Linked DNA regions of Homo sapiens: region 2 is linked to region 1. Evidence: chromatin contacts called from ENCODE Hi-C data. All regions are on one chromosome and are shown on one strand. The core of a region is the stretch at or near the end of the contact, and the rest is flanking DNA. Distances in the headings are between cores, read along the strand shown. Region 1 holds the start of ALOX15 (arachidonate 15-lipoxygenase). Region 2 holds the start of MED31 (mediator complex subunit 31).

Evidence for each region. A loop is a pair of places that touch in the nucleus more often than their neighbours do. Pooled maps may share reads with other maps.
Region 2: a loop to region 1 is called in a map of CD4-positive, alpha-beta memory T cell, with 21 times the contacts of the local background. The contact joins the promoter of MED31 here to the promoter of ALOX15 in region 1. A Hi-C loop is called at or near these places in 4 of 168 maps with a recorded cell type or tissue (CD4-positive, alpha-beta memory T cell, GM11168, GM18951 and 1 more), 3 of 37 single-sample maps with no recorded cell type and 7 of 50 pooled maps.

What each region holds. Positions count from the first base shown.
Region 1 is chr17:4,639,219-4,646,688 of GRCh38, forward strand. It overlaps ALOX15 (arachidonate 15-lipoxygenase), which reads right to left and starts at 2,460. Exons shown (of 14, transcript NM_001140.5): 1 at 2,299-2,460; 2 at 212-413. The coding sequence starts at 2,433. It overlaps LOC105371499 (a long non-coding RNA gene), which reads left to right and starts at 5,791. Exons shown (of 3, transcript XR_001752768.2): 1 at 5,791-6,781.
Region 2 is chr17:6,648,901-6,656,370 of GRCh38, forward strand. MED31 (mediator complex subunit 31) reads right to left here and starts at 2,705. Exons shown (of 4, transcript NM_016060.3): 1 at 2,601-2,705; 2 at 1,456-1,533; 3 at 1,082-1,178. The coding sequence starts at 2,628. C17orf100 (chromosome 17 open reading frame 100) reads left to right here and starts at 2,862. Exons shown (of 1, transcript NM_001105520.2): 1 at 2,862-4,576. The coding sequence starts at 3,014. The coding sequence ends at 3,370. MIR4520-1 (microRNA 4520-1) reads right to left here and starts at 6,609; the gene lies at 6,540-6,609. It overlaps MIR4520-2 (microRNA 4520-2), which reads left to right and starts at 6,549; the gene lies at 6,549-6,602. RefSeq lists enhancers at 2,120-2,179, 2,270-2,349, 2,420-2,549, 6,207-6,779 and silencers at 2,800-2,879, 3,180-3,229.

The DNA.
Region 1 (7,470 bases), core at 1,210-3,709:
TCTGTGTGGCCTCTGCCCCTTCAGCATCACGCCCCTCCCCCAGGCTCCAGCCACTTTGTGCCAGCTGCAGCCACCGCCCCTTCGACACCCCCAAAGACCCCGGCGCTCCAGGTTCCAGCACCCCCATCCTGCGCCCTCTTCTCCACACGCGCATCCCCCCAGCTTCTCACACAGCCCAGAGGCCTCCTGACACCCTCAGCCCCGCGCTTACCGGTGCCTTCAGGCAGGCTCAGGACGCCGTTGCCCTCCACCCAGCGGTAACAAGGGAACCTGACCTCGTCCCCGGCTCCGGGGCCCTGCACAGAGATCCAGTTGCAGAACCAGGCGTCGTCCTTAAGGAGGTGCCGTTTGCGCAGTTTCACAAACAGCAGCGGCCCCAGATACTCCGGTACTTCCACCTTGAGTTCTGTCTCCTGCGGGCGACAGAAGAGGCTCAGCCCCGGTGGGGCCTGGCGGGAGGGGCACCCGGCTGAGCCCTGCTCCCTCCAGCGCCCACGCCCTTCCTCGGAGCCTCTGAGAGGAGGAGACGTATCGGGGTGCGGGGACTGAGCCAGAGAGAGAGGGACCGCGCCGAGCAGGTGGCCCCAGGACTCGGTTCTGAGGGGACGGGGACGGCAGGTGGGAAGGTGCGCTCCTGCCTTCACTTTCTCCTCCCTGTGGTCACTGACTGTGCCAAGCGCTGGGCTGAGCGCTGCCGCGCCCTGGACGAGCGCGCTGTGGAGCCCGGACGCGCTGGTGGCAATTCCCGCTGTGCGACCCCCCACCCCACCCCGCCCGAGGCTGAGGACCTGCAGGGGCCCCACCGGCCTGGGGACAACCTTCCCGGAGACCTGGAGGCGGAGAGGGCTCAGCCAGGGAGAGTGACAGAAAGGGAAGGCAGGGGAAAGGCGCGCAGAAAGAGAGCGGCGGGGAAGGGAGGGCGAGCAGCATCTTGGAGCTGGAGCTCAGAGCCCAGGTGTGGGGGGTCAGCAGGTCCGGAGGCTCTCGAAGGTGGCGCCAGGGGCTTTGGATTTGGTCCCGAGAACAAGCGGGAGCCGTTCGAATGTGTTAAGCAGGGGGAGTGAATTAGGGAGAAATCATTCCGGCTTCAGAAGGGCTTGGAAGGTCTGCAGCAGAGGTGGCGAGGCCGCTGGAGGTTTGAAATGGCTTTTAAAATAGAGAAACCGGGAGGACCGACGACCGCTCCGGCGACCGCAGTTTCCAGGCACCAGAGCTGTGTGGAATGAGGGGCGCTCAGGAGCATCCCCTTAATTCCAAGGAGATCGAGTAGCGGGAACATTTATTGAGCCTTTACTGTGTGTCACCAACTGCCCACCATAGGGAGGAAAAAAGGGAGGAGGGAGCGCGCCTTTCCACCTTCCGTGCCCCGTCCCCTCACCATGGAGTCGCGGGGCCACCTGCTCCGTGCGCATTTTCTCTCTTCCTGGCTCCCTTTGCCCCGCTTTCTCGGAAGCTCGGAGCAAGGGCGTGGAGTGCGGGGAGCAGGGCTCCGCAGGTTCAAGAGGACGCGGGCGGTCGGGGGCGGGACGGATATTGGGCAGGGACGCGGGAGATGCTCAGGGTCTAGAACTGACTGCGCCGGATTCTTGTTTAGAGGGAGGTGAAGAGAGGAAGGAGGCGCGGGTGACACCGGGGGAGGCAGGAGGAGAGGGCTGGGAGGTGGGGAGAGGGGAGGACCTCATCCGGGCATGTTGCTTTGACGTTCCCTGAGACAGACATCCGGATTTGGGGATCTGGGAGAGAGCTAGAGCAGTGATGGGAATTTGGGCTTTCGCGGAAGAAAAAAAGTTAACAGGACCGGGTAGAACACCCGGTAGATGTGACATGAGATATGACGGGAGGTGGGTCGGGAAATCGAGAGCGTTCTCCTGTCTTGACTCCCCATCCCTTCCCTCTCACCACCCACTCCACCCCAGGTGATAAAGCCTGAAAGGTAGAGATCCAACAGCGCTAGCGGTTGAAACGGTTTTTAAAATAGAGAAAGCGAGAGGACCGACGGCGGCTCCAGTGACTGCTGAGTTTCCAGACAAGGGAGCTTTGTGCAATGAGGGGCGCACAGGAGCATGCCCTCAATTCCAAGGAGATCGGGTAGCGGCAACATTTATTGAGCGCTTACTGTGTGCCACCGACTGCCCTAAAGCCCCCCACCCCCGTGGCCTCCGCGCGCTTTGAGCCCAATGCGCGGGCCCTTGGCAAAGAGAATCGGCCAGAGGCCAACGGGGGCGCATGTCCTCCCCGGTATTTGACTGACTCGGAGCCAGGGGCGCAGCCCACCCCGCCCGGCTCTGGGGAGCTCACCTTGCCCCGTGCGGGCCACAGTCGCTTCCCGAGCGCCGCCTCCCCGTGCTGGCCGACCAGCCACAGCTGCACCTGGTTGTTGGAACCGGCATAGAGCGAGGCCCCAGTGGACACGCGGATGCGGTAGAGACCCATCTTGCTCAAAGATGTTTCGCTCCTTCTGGTGGAGAAGGGTGGACGAGCTAAATAACCCAGCCTGAGACCCCGCCCTCTCGGAGGTCGCTTGGGGTCGGAATGTGGGTGGCAGGTCTCCAATCAACTCCGCCTACCGCTGGGGCCCCCAGCTCCAAGGAGCAGAGCTTCAAGGGGCAGAATTCAGCCCCAGTCCAAAAGGCGGTGTCCTGGCGAGAGCAGGGAGTGGAAACCACTATCTTGACGGGAGGGAGAAAAAGAAAAGGATTTGGACCGAAAACACGCAGGAAGAGGGAATCAACGCCTGGTACAGCAGGCAGGCGAGGTGGGGGTAGGAGTTATGCACGTGTGTACCACGGACTTTGGGCCAAGCCTGGGTGGCTGGGAAGCCAACCTCCATCTAAACGCACGCGTGCACACACACACACACGCAAGGACACGCGCGCGCACACACAAGCCTCACAAGTTGGATTGCAGGAGAGGGTGAAGTGGGCGAGGAGACCCAGTTTGCAGTGGCATTTGAGGAAGGTACATTCAGGCCACGGAATTCATTCGACCAGCTTTGCACACTTGCCTTCTCTGTGCCAGCCACTGGGACTCATTCCTTTTGAGCATAAAAGCCGCTGCCTCCCTGTTGCCTGCAGAATAAAAGTCCAAATGTTTCTGGCATTCAATGCCCTTGCTAACCTGACCTGCTCTCCTCACCTCTCATCCCACTGCACCCTGGCATCTCCTGTGCTGGAGCCATGTGTTCCCCGGAACCCCCCCTCCCCCCGCCGCCCCTGCTGTTCTCTCAAAGAACTCACTTCTGGGTTAGTCTGGTCATGCTTCTAAACCCTAATTCGTCTCCAGTTTCTTTTTGGGCTGGAGCCATGTGTTCCCCAGAACCCCACCTGCTGTTCTCTCAAAAGAACTTGCTCCTGGATTAGTCTATTCATCTATTCATGCTTCTAAACCCTAGTTCACCTCCGGTTTCTCAGGAAAGTCTTACCCGGTACTTTCACCCCCCACCACCCCACCAGAGTGAATTAGCTTTCCTTTTTTTTTTTTTTTTGAGATATAGAGTCTCACTCTGTCACCCTGGAATGCAGGGTGGAGTGCAATGGCACGATCTCGGCTCACGGCAACCTCTGCCTCCCGGGCTCAAGCAATTCTCTGCCTCAGCCTTCCGAGTAGCTGGGATTACAGGCGCCTGCCACCATGCCTGGATAATTTTTGTATTTTTAGTAGAGACGGGGTTTCTCCATGTTGGCCACGCTGGTCTTGAACTCCTGACCTTGTGATCCACCCACCTCAGTCTCCCAAAGTGCTGGAATTACAGGTGTGAGCCACGGCGCCCGGCCCAGCTTTCCTTTCTAACACTTTTCTCCTTGCGCACACTTCTACTGTTGCACAGTTAATACTGCAGTGTGAGCATTTGTATGTGTGTATCCCCCACTAATGTGAGCCCGTCCTAGGCAGGGACTACACACCCAGCAGGACTCTCACTTTTGTTTCCCCTGGAGACGGCACAGTGTCAGGGTTTGTGGGTGTCAATAAGTGTTTGCTGAAACACACTGAGCTGAAAAATTCATTATAAATGAATGCTTCCCTTGGGGGAGACAAAGGGAAACAAATTATCAGGCAATGTAAACAAAAGGGGAATACTAACATAAACTTCATGGCATGGATTACAATCAGCCTGGTAACACAAATGAAGTCCACGAAAATATGTCTGTGATGCATATTTTCTGGTTTGCTTGTTTTTTGTTTTTGGTGTTTTTTTTTTTAATGAGATGGAGTCTTGCTCTGTTGCCCGGGCTAGAGTACAGTGGTGTGATCTCGGCTCACTGCAACCTCCACCTGCCGGGTTCAAGCGATTCTCCTGCCTCAGCCTCCAGAGTAGCTGGGATTACAGGCACCCACCAACATGCCCGGCTACTTTTTGTATTTTCAGTCGAGATGGGGTTTCACCATGTTGGCCAGGCTGGTCTTGAACTCCTGACCTCAAGTGATCCACCTGCCTCGGCCTCCCCAAGTGCTGGGATTACAGCCATGAGCCATCATGTCCGGCCCTGCTTAATTGTTTACTGGGAAGTACATTCATGTGATTCAAAATTCAAAAGGTACAAAGTGATATTCACTAGTTTCTCCCTCCTCTTGGCCCCAAGCCACCCAGTTGCTCCACTCCCAGCAATCACAGTTACCAGTCTCTTCTGTGCACTAATATTACTGAGCAAATACACGCCTATCTTTGTCTTTTTCTGCACATTGTAGCATGCCTTATTCTGCATCTCGTTTTTCCATAGTGCAACAGGAGGTCATTCCATATCCATGCATAAAGAGCTTCCTTGTTCTTTGCTAAGGCTGCCATTTGCTGTAACGCCATAAATTCTACTAGTCTCTTGTAGTGGACACAGGTTATTAGTAATCTTTTGTAGCTATGAAAAAGTGCTGAAAGAAATAAACCTCGCATATACAGCATTTCTCGTATGAAAGTATCTCTGTAGAACAAAACCCTGGAGATAGAATTTCTGGACCAAAAGCATATCGAATTTAGGCAGAAACTGCTCAATTGCCCTCTGTAGAAAGTTGTACTGATTTAGACTCCCACCAGTGGACTGTGTATGAGAATGCCCATTCTTCCTCACTCTTGCCAATGGTGTGTTCATAACCTTACCTTAGCCAATCGGATAGGTGAAAAATGGTACCCTAGTTTTAATTTTAATTTGCATTACCCTTATTATGAGTAAAGTTGAGCTTTTTTTTTTTTTCTTTTTTTGAGAAGGAGTTTTGCTCTTGTCGCCCAGGCTGGAGTGCAGTGGCGCGATCTTGGCTCACTAAAACCTCTGCCTCCCGGGCTCAAGCAATTCTCCTGCCTTAGTCTCTCGAGTAGCTGGAATTACAGTCGCCTGCCACCATGCCCGGCTAATTTTTTGTATTTTTAGTAGAGATGGGTTTTCGCTATGTTGGCCAGGCTAGTCTCGAACTCCTGGCCTCATGTGATCAGCCTGCCTCAGCCTCCCAAAGTGCTGGGATTACAGGTGTGAGCCACCGTGCCCAACCAAAAGGTTTTTTTTATAAGTGAAATTCAGAAAAATCAAAATGTGGTGGGTAAAATTCATCTTCCATAGAAATGGCACAAACCCAGTAATTTTCTTGCAGATTAAAAGTGTGATTGAAGAGTTGGGAAGGCTTCCAAAAGTAATTCACAGTAACTTGTGGGTAGACTGAGTGAGGTTAGATTATGATGCAGTTGTGATGGGAGAGGAAAGACCCAGGCCATTTCTTCCCGTCTTGGATAGGGATATCTATGGTGGTTAGCCTATGCCTGTTCCAACATTGTATGTTGGGGGTGGGGTCAGATGACTTTCTCTTTAGTTTACAGGTCTTCAGAAGAAGAGGAGCCCAGGCACGGTGGCTCATGCCTGTAATCCCAGCACTTTGGGAGGTCGAGGTGGGAGAATCAGCTGAGTTCAGGAGTTCAAGACCAGCCTGACCAACATGGTGAAACCTCATCTCTACTAAAAATACAAAAAGTAGCCAGGCATGGTGGTGGACACCTGTAATCCCAGCTACTCAGGAGGCTGAGGCAGGAGAATCGCTTGAACCCCAGAGGCAGAGATTGCAGTGACCTGAGATCGTGCCACTGCACTCCAGCCTGGGCAACAGAGTGAAACTTCTTTAAAAAAGAAAAAAAAAAAGAAGAGGAGGAATTGTATTCTGGAAGTATACTTAAGGTAATACAGTTGAGAAATCTCATCTATACATGGACCTGATTTAGATGATGAAATTCTAGACTTTGAGCTGATGCTATAATGGGATTCGACTTTGGGGTAGCTTGAGAGGGAGCGAGTGTATTTTGCATGTGGAAGGAATGTAAATCACCAGAATTCAGAGGGCATGCTCGTGGTGGCCATTCTTTAAAACATCCCCCAGTGATTCCGACCTCCTGATATGCATGCCTTTCCATAGTCTCCTACATTGTGTCTGGGTTGGTCTGCAAAGCCAATGCAGTATGAAATGATGTGTGTGACTTCCAAAGCTAGGTCCTAAAAGACATTAGGGCTTTCCGTCTCCTCCCTCCCCACTCTCCCTCTTTCTTGTTCTGCTTTCTCTGAGAGAAATTAACTACTATGTCATGAGGTCACTCAAGAAACTCTATGGAGAGGTCCACGTGGCAAGGAACTGAGCCCTCCTGCTACGAGCCAGTGAGGAACTGAACCCTCCAACTACCAACCACGTGGGGCAGCCATCTTGGAAACAGATCCTCCTGCCCCGGTTAAGACTTCAGATGACTACAGCCAATCTCTTGACTGAAACCTCATAAGACTCTTGAACTAGAACCAACTGACTCCCAAAACTGTGTAAGGTAATGGGTGTTTTTTGTTTTGTTTTGTTTTTGAGACAGGGTCTTGCTCTGTCACTCAAGCTGGAGTGCAGTGGCATGGTCACAGCTGACTGTAGCCTCCACCTCCCAGGCTCAAGTGATCTTCCCACCTCAGCTTCCCAAGTAGCTGGGACCACAGGCATGTGCCATCACACCACTGAGTTTTGAGGTCGTTGTAAAGCAGAAATAGATAACTAATACGGTCTGCATGCTTATTTTCTGAATCCTCAAACTCCCAAGCTTATGTAAAGCCAAAAAATATTCAATGAACTGACCACTTTCAAAATTAGTTCACTCACCTCTTCCTCCTTTTTTTTTTTTGTGGCTTTTGTTTTTTTGTGTTTGTTTGTTTGTTTGTTTTTGACCCAGAGTCTCGCTCTGTCACCCAGGCTGGAGTGCAATGGTGCGATTTCGGCTCACTGCAACCTCCACCTCCCAGGTTCAAGCAATTCTCCTGCCTCAGTCTCCCGAGTAGCTGGGAAAACAGGCGCTTGCCGCTATGCCTGGATGATTTTTTGTATTTTTGATAGAGACAGGGTTTCACTGTGTTGCCCAGGCTGGTGTCAAACTCCTGAGCTCAGGTGATCGGCCCGCCTCGGCCTCCCAAAGTGCTGGGATTACAGGCGTGAGCCACTGCACCCGGTTCTTCCTGCTTTATTAATGCCAGCTAC
Region 2 (7,470 bases), core at 1,455-3,954, 2.0 Mb after region 1:
GGTGGCTAAGGCTTCCAACACTGAGTCTGTAAATCTACATACATACAATATTCGTTGAAGTCTACTTTTCTTAAAAGTCTGTTCTTTGGATTATTAAATGGATAAAAAGCCAGAAAAGGTGCAAACGGTCCTGCAGGCAACATAAGACGTATGTGCTTCGTGAGTCAATTGTTATTGGACACAGAAAAGTGACTTTGAGAGAAGTTTGAAACATTTTCCTCTCAAACTTTTTTTTTTTTTTAAAGGTTCATTATTGCTTTCTACCTGCTTAAGACAAAGCAGGGGTGTGAGTTCAAGGTGGGTTGGTTTTTTTTGTTTTTTTTGTTTTTTTTTTTTAACCATTAAAAGGGAATTGCTTTGTGGTTATAATATGTTTCTTGCAACTTAGTAAGCCTTAACATGAAAGTGTCTGCTGAACGACCTGAATGGTAAATATATATATATAAATGAGTTAATGCATATGAAGCATTTAGCACTGTTCCTGGCAAATAAGAGGCCTTAAATAAAAGACAGCAACTCTAAGACTCAGGTAAGATCACCTCCTTCAAATAACCCCAGAAACACCTTCCTTACAGATACCCTCTTTTAATTTCAGCCCATGGCTTATGCTACTACATTTACAGATTGTGAGTTCTTAGGGACCAGAAACCTGGTGAGATGGGAAGGGTGGTAAAAGACAAGGTCAGAAAAGGCAGGGCCAGATCGTATAAGGCTTTAGTCCAAGAAAAAAGACTGGATTTTATTCTGCATGGAATGGAAAGCCATTGAAAGGTTCTAAGCAAGAAAGTAAAGTGTTCTGATTTATATTTTTAAAAGATTAAGCTGGTTTCTGTGTAGAAAGCTGTTTTGCTTGGTTTGGGTTGGGGTGGAGATGGGGGCAGGAAGGTAAAAGTGGAAGCACAGATAACCAGGGAGTAGATTACTGCAGTGTTACAAGTTAGAGATGAGGGTGTCTTGTATTAAGACGGTGATAACAAAAAGAAGTGGAGAGATTCCAAATACATTTTTGCCAATGTGAAACTAAGAAATCTATTATATAATAAAGTATACACATGCTTAGGATTATAAAAATTAAACTTACTTTAGATACTTGGCATATTCTGGGTCTTTCCAGTAAAGCAAGTATTTAAGATAATTAACAAAAGCTTTGTCTTTGAAGTAACCTCTTTGGGCAAGAACTGAAAAGCATTAAAAAAAAAAATCTGTAGGTCAAACCAATCCTTAAACTGTGATTTGTTACCCCTAATATAAAGGATCTATTTACATAACACCCCCACCACCAACACACATTGGATTCAAAACACAAGTCCCAGTACGCAATTATATCTATATACCAGCATAAGTGTAATGTCATTCAACTGAGAATGTGTAAAAGTAGATACTATTTTGAACTGCAACTCTTCTGTCAGAAATCATTAATAGCTACTCAATTTAATGAGGTGCTTAACAACTTACAATTAAGGTAATTTGGGTTGGCTAAACATTGCACAAATTCCAACTCCAACTGAAACCGAAGTCGATTTCCAGCATCATCTAGGAGACAAGACAGCAAAAATCATGGAAAACAAAGGTCACTGTATATAATACTGATTTGTAGTAAGGAAAGAGCAATAAAGAAACCTGACTAATGTTGAGATGGTCTTCCTAAACTAGGAGTGGGAGGAGATAAACCTTCCTTCGAAATCTAAGAAAAGCGGAGCCCTGATTAAAAGGAGTAAGTTAGAAGTTTCTCTAAAGTTAAAGAGAAATCATCAAAGAAAACAGCAACACAAACGGAGAATTCCTACCACTCGTGGGCCACTATGTAGGAATTTTAACAGTGATCACTAAGGTAGGCTGTAATAACTGTGGCTTCCCCTATTTTAATAATGCGTTGTAACAACTGTTAACAGTGATTAAGTTTCGCAAACGCTAGGGGCTGAATCAGTAAAGAAAAACTTAGGATGCAAGAGACTGCGGAGAGCCTAAAAGATCATGCAGCGCATGCATATAAGAAGCACCAGGGTCAGGAGATCGAGACCATCCTGGCTAACACAGTGAAACCCCGTCTCTACTAAAAATACAAAAAAAATTAGCCGGGAGCGGTGGCGGGCTCCTGTAGTCCCAGCTACTTGAGAGGCTGAGGCAGGAGAATGGCGTGAACCCAGGAGGCGGAGCTTGCAGTGAGCCGAGATCGCGCCACTGCACCCCAGCCTGGGCGACAGAGCCAGACGCTGTCTCAAAAAAAAAAAAAAAAAGAAGCACCAGTAGCAGAATGATACACAAGTCTGGCGACGATATTTCAAACTTAGGCAAGCTCATGTGAGAAGCAGAAAACCAATCAAGGAGGACACGGTTTAACACACAAGTCCTCTCCCTTAGTCTCACCCACGCCAGGGAGCTGGTGGGGTGGTGTCTGAATAGCAAAGATGTGCGAACAAACCAAATCAGGAAAACTGCAAAGAGTACCTTAGTCTTTCTAGACGCTACAAGAGCCTTCTCTCCTCTCTGTCCAAATATTAACCCTGCCAAGAGTAAGGCCTGGAAGGAGGCCACGGGGAAGAGGTCTGGGTCAAGGAGAGTTCCATCTGCGAAGACTCCAAGATCAGAGAGCTACTCACCTGTCTCCATAGCGACAGCAGCGGCCATAACAAACGAAGACACCAAAACGCCACCAGCCTGACAGAGCAAAAGCCCAGAGACGCGGGCGAAGTTCCGGAAACCACGGCTCCCTCTTCCGGTCCCGGGGCACTGTGGGATATGGGGCGGGGCGGCTCCGCCCATCCCCGACCAGCCCTGGGATGGCTCCACCCGCGCTGGCTCCAAAATAGCGAGGGGGCGGGGCCCGGGCCGTGGGAGCGCCTGAGGGGCAGGAGTCCAGTGTTTTAGCCTTCGAAGGACCATGGTGCTTCCACGTCATCGTGTTGTGGCGCTCCCGGCTATGGCAGTACCGTAGTTTTCCTCTCTTCTGCCTGCGGTGACCATTGGGCTGTAGGGTGCCCCGAGGCCTCCCTGGCCCCCTCACGCCGGCAGAATGGCCTCAGCCCGAGGGGCCAAGCAGTCTTCGCCCCGGGTGGGGACCACCCGCTACACAGAGACGTCCACGGTCCGCGTGGAGACCTCGTCCCACCGCGTGGAGACGTCGTCCCGGCGGGTGGAGACCTCCCAGCGCCGCAGCGAGGGGCCCTCCCTCTCCCCCTCGGGGAAGCGGCTCCCTCGCATCCTCGAGGCGTCCTCCCGGCACGTGGAATCCTCCTCGCAGCGCACGGAAACGACCTCCCGCCACGTCAGAGCCTCGTCCCTGAGGGTGGAGACGTCTCTGCACTGCGCGGAGAGCCCGACCCCGCGGGCCAAGCCGGCCGCCCGCCAGAACGAAAAAACGGCCCGATGAGATGCTGCTTCCCAAAGGCCACCAAGGGGCCAGGGCCCTCAGCCAGGACAGAAAGGCCTCCAGTTGCCAGCCAGCCAGCCAGCTGCCAGGTGGACCAATCATTTTCGGTTTCATGGAAACAAACCATAAATCAATGTAAGAAACAGCCAAGCCGCAGTTTCTGAACACAGCCAACGTTTACTGACCGTCCTGCGTCTTGGACCAGCCTACTTTTGACCCAGTGAACTATTTTCACTTGAAGCCAGCACAGAAGGTTTTCAGGCCCAGGATGCTGTCTAAATCGGGTTGATGGACAAAGAGAGGCTGTTTGAGCCTCTGAGCCAGGTGAGTTTGGGATCCACAGCCCTCAGAAAACCTTCACCCCTTAGGAACAGAGACCAAACTGAAATAATGACCTGTGGAATGATTCCATGCCTGCTAAAAACTCGAGGGACAAGGAACAGACTCATAAATTATTAATTGGCCTTTGTTTATGTTTCAAAGTAAATGGTCGTTTTCTTTATGCTAAGTCTTTGTACCTGGCACCCCCATCCATACACTTTTTTAAGGTAGGTTAGATGTGGTTAAAAATGACAGTAAACCCACCAGCAAGCAAAAATAATCTTAGAAAGTGAGAGGAGGTCACTGAAACCTGGCCTGAGGTTTGAAGAAGATGGAGAAGAGTTATATTTATTGAGAACCGGCTCTGTGCCAGGCACTAGATGTTCCTCCACTTACGATGGGGTTACCTCCCGTTGAAACTATTGTAAGTTGAAAATATGGTAATTTGAAAATGCACTTAATACCCCTAACCTACTAAACATCATGGCTTAGCCTAGCCTACCTTAAACATGCTCAGAACACCTAAAGTTGAGCAAAATCATCTAACAGAAAGCCTGTTTTATAATAAAATGTTGAATATCTCATGTAATTTATTGCATACTGTACTAAAAGTGAAAAAGAATGGTTGTAAGAGTACTTAAAGTACTATTTCTACTGAATGTCACTTTTGTACCATTGTAAAGTCGAAAAATCATAAGTCAAACCATCTTAAGTTGGGAACTGTCTGTATTCTGGGAACTTGGGCTATAGCAGTAAAAAAGGCAAAGTCCCAGCTCTAGTGGAGCTTACACTCTGGTGAAAAGGCAGACAAGCAATGATGAAACAAGACAATTTTCTATTGTGATTAGCACTATGAAGGAAATACATGGGTAATGTGATAGAGAATGGAAGTAAGTGGCTTCTTTTGATAAAATGGTCAGGGAAGGCCTTGCTGATTAGTTAACATGTAATCTGAGATATGTGTGAATGAACAGTGATCTGGAACAGGTGCATTCTAGGCAGAAGAACAGCAAATACAAAGGGTGGATGGGAACCAGCTTTGAATGTTCAAGGAACAGAAAGAAGGCCAGTGTGGCTGGAGTGAGAGAGAAGCAATTATATAGACATGGAAGCAGAACGGAAGAGAGGAGTTAAAAGCAAGCAGGGGCCAGTCCACAGAAGGTCTTCTAAGCCACAGTAAGGAATTTGAGATTATTCTAAGGTCAACAGGAAAACATTGAAGGGTTTCCAACAGGGGAACGACATGATGCCATTTACATTTAAAAAATATCCTTTTGGCTTCTGTGTGTAGAATGTGGGACAGTGGTTCTCAACTAAGTGTGATTTTGTCCCCCAGAGGATATATGGCAACCTCTAGAGACATTTTAGTTTGGTTGAAAAGTTGTTGGGAGGGGGTGGGTGGCACATTAGGTGCTACTGGCACCTAGCGGGTAGAGTCCGGGGATGCCACCTGACATCCTACAGTGCACAGGTCAACACCCTCCCCTCTGCCAACGATGAAGAATCACTGGTCCCAAAATGTCAATAGTGCCAAGGCTGAGAAACACTGACAGTTCTAGCAGCTTGGAAAGCTAGAGCATGGTCTACTGGGACAGCGCACCACTTTAAGGAACAGTCATGGAAGAGGGTTACCTTTAAAAGTAAAGAGAAATCATCAAAGAAAACAGCAACACAAATGAGACACAATACCTACCACTCATGGGCCACTATGTAGGAATTTTAACAGTGATCTCTAAGGTAGGCTGTAATAACTGTGGCTTCCCCTATTTTAATAATGCATTGTAACAATTGTTAACAGTGATTAAGTTTCGCAAAAGCACGTGCTGAATCAGTTAAGAAAAACTTAGGATGCAAGCTGAACAAGAGACTCCAGAGAGCCTAAAAGATGATGGAACATATGCATATATAAGAATCACAAGTAACACAATGATACACAGGTCTGGCGACGATATTTCAAACGTATGCAAGCTCATGTGAGAAGCAGAAAACCAATCAAGGACACGCTTTAAGACACAAGGAGGACACGCTTTAAGACACAAGTCCTCTCCCTTAGTCTCGCCCACGCTGGGAAGCTGGTGGGGTCGTGTTTGAATAGCAAAGGTGTGCGAACAAACCAAATTAGGAAAACTGCAGAGTACCTTAGCCTTTCTAGACGCTGCAAGAGCCTTCTCTCCTCCCTGTCCAAATACTAATCCTGCCGGGAGTGAGGCCTGGAAGGAGGCCCAGGGGAAGCGGGAGAAGAGGTCTGGGCCAAGGAGAGTTCTATCTGCGAAGACTCCAGGCTCAGAGCGCTACTCACCTGTCTCCAGGGCGACGGCAGCGGCCATAACAGGCAAAGACAGCGAATCGCCACCTGCCTAACAGAGGAAAAGCCCGGAGGGGCGGGAGGAGTTCCGGAAACCACGGCTCCCTCTTGCGGTCCCGGGGCACCGAGGAATATGGGGACGGTGGCTCCGCTCATCCCCGGCCAGGCCCGCTTAGCCCGCGCTGGCTCCGGAATGGCGAGGGGGCGGTGCCGGGCTGTGGGAGCGCCTGAGGGGCAGGAGTCCAGGGAGGCAGACTTTTACCCTCAAAAGGAATGAGTCCCAGAGCCTGGCACAAGGAAGACAAGTGTGCAAAGTTGGTGGAATGAATTCGGTGGCCTAAATGTACCTTCCTCAAATGCCACGGCTGACTGGGTCTCCTCGCCCACTTCACCCTCTCTTGCAATCCAACTTGTGAGGCGTGTGTGTGTGTGTGCATGTCCGCGCTTGCCTTTAGATGGAGGTTGGCTTCCCAGCCATCCAGGCTTGCATACACGTGCATAACTCCTACCCCTACCTCGCCTGCCTGCTGTACCAGGGGTTGATTCCTTCTTCCTGCGTGTTTTCTGTCCAAATCCTTTTCTGATTTGGACAGAAAACACGCAGGTGGCACACAGTAAGCGCTTAATAAATTTTCCGGCTACCTGATCTTCTTGGAATTGAGGGCATGCTCCTGTGCGCCCCTCATTGCACAGAGCTCCCTTGTCTGGAAACTCAGCAGTCACCGGAGCCGCCGTCGGTCCTCTCGCTTTCTCTATTTTAAAAAACGTTTCAACCGCTAGCGCTGTTGGATCTCTACCTTTCAGGCTTTATCACCTGGGGTGGAGTGGGTGGTGAGAGGGAAGGGATGGGGAGTCAAGACAGGAGAACGCTCTCGATTTCCCGACCCACCTCCCGTCATATCTCATGTCATATCTACCGGGTGTTCTACCCGGTCCTGTTACTTTTTTTCTTCCGCGAAAGCCCAAATTCCCATCACTGCTCTAGCTCTCTCCCAGATCGCCAAATCCGGATGTCTGTCTCAGGGAACGTCAAAGCAACATGCCCGGATGAGGTCCTCCCCTCTCCCCACCTCCCAGCCCTCTCCTCCTGCCTCCCCCGGTGTCACCCGCGCCTCCTTCCTCTCTTCACCTCCCTCTAAACAAGAATCCGGCGCAGTCAGTTCTAGACCCTGAGCATCTCCCGCGTCCCTGCCCAATATCCGTCCCGCCCCCGATCGCCCGCGTCCTCTTGAACCTGCGGAGCCCTGCTCCCCGCACTCCACGCCCTTGCTCCGAGCTTCCGAGAAAGCGGGGCAAAGGGAGCCAGAAAGAGAGAAAATGCGCACGGAGCAGGTGGCCCCGCGACTCCATGGTGAGGGGACGGGGCACGGAAGGTGGAAAGGCGCGCTCCCTCCTCCCTTTTTTCCTCCCTATGGTGGGCAGTTGGTGACACACAGTAAACGCTCAATAAATGTTTCCGCTACTCGATCTCCTT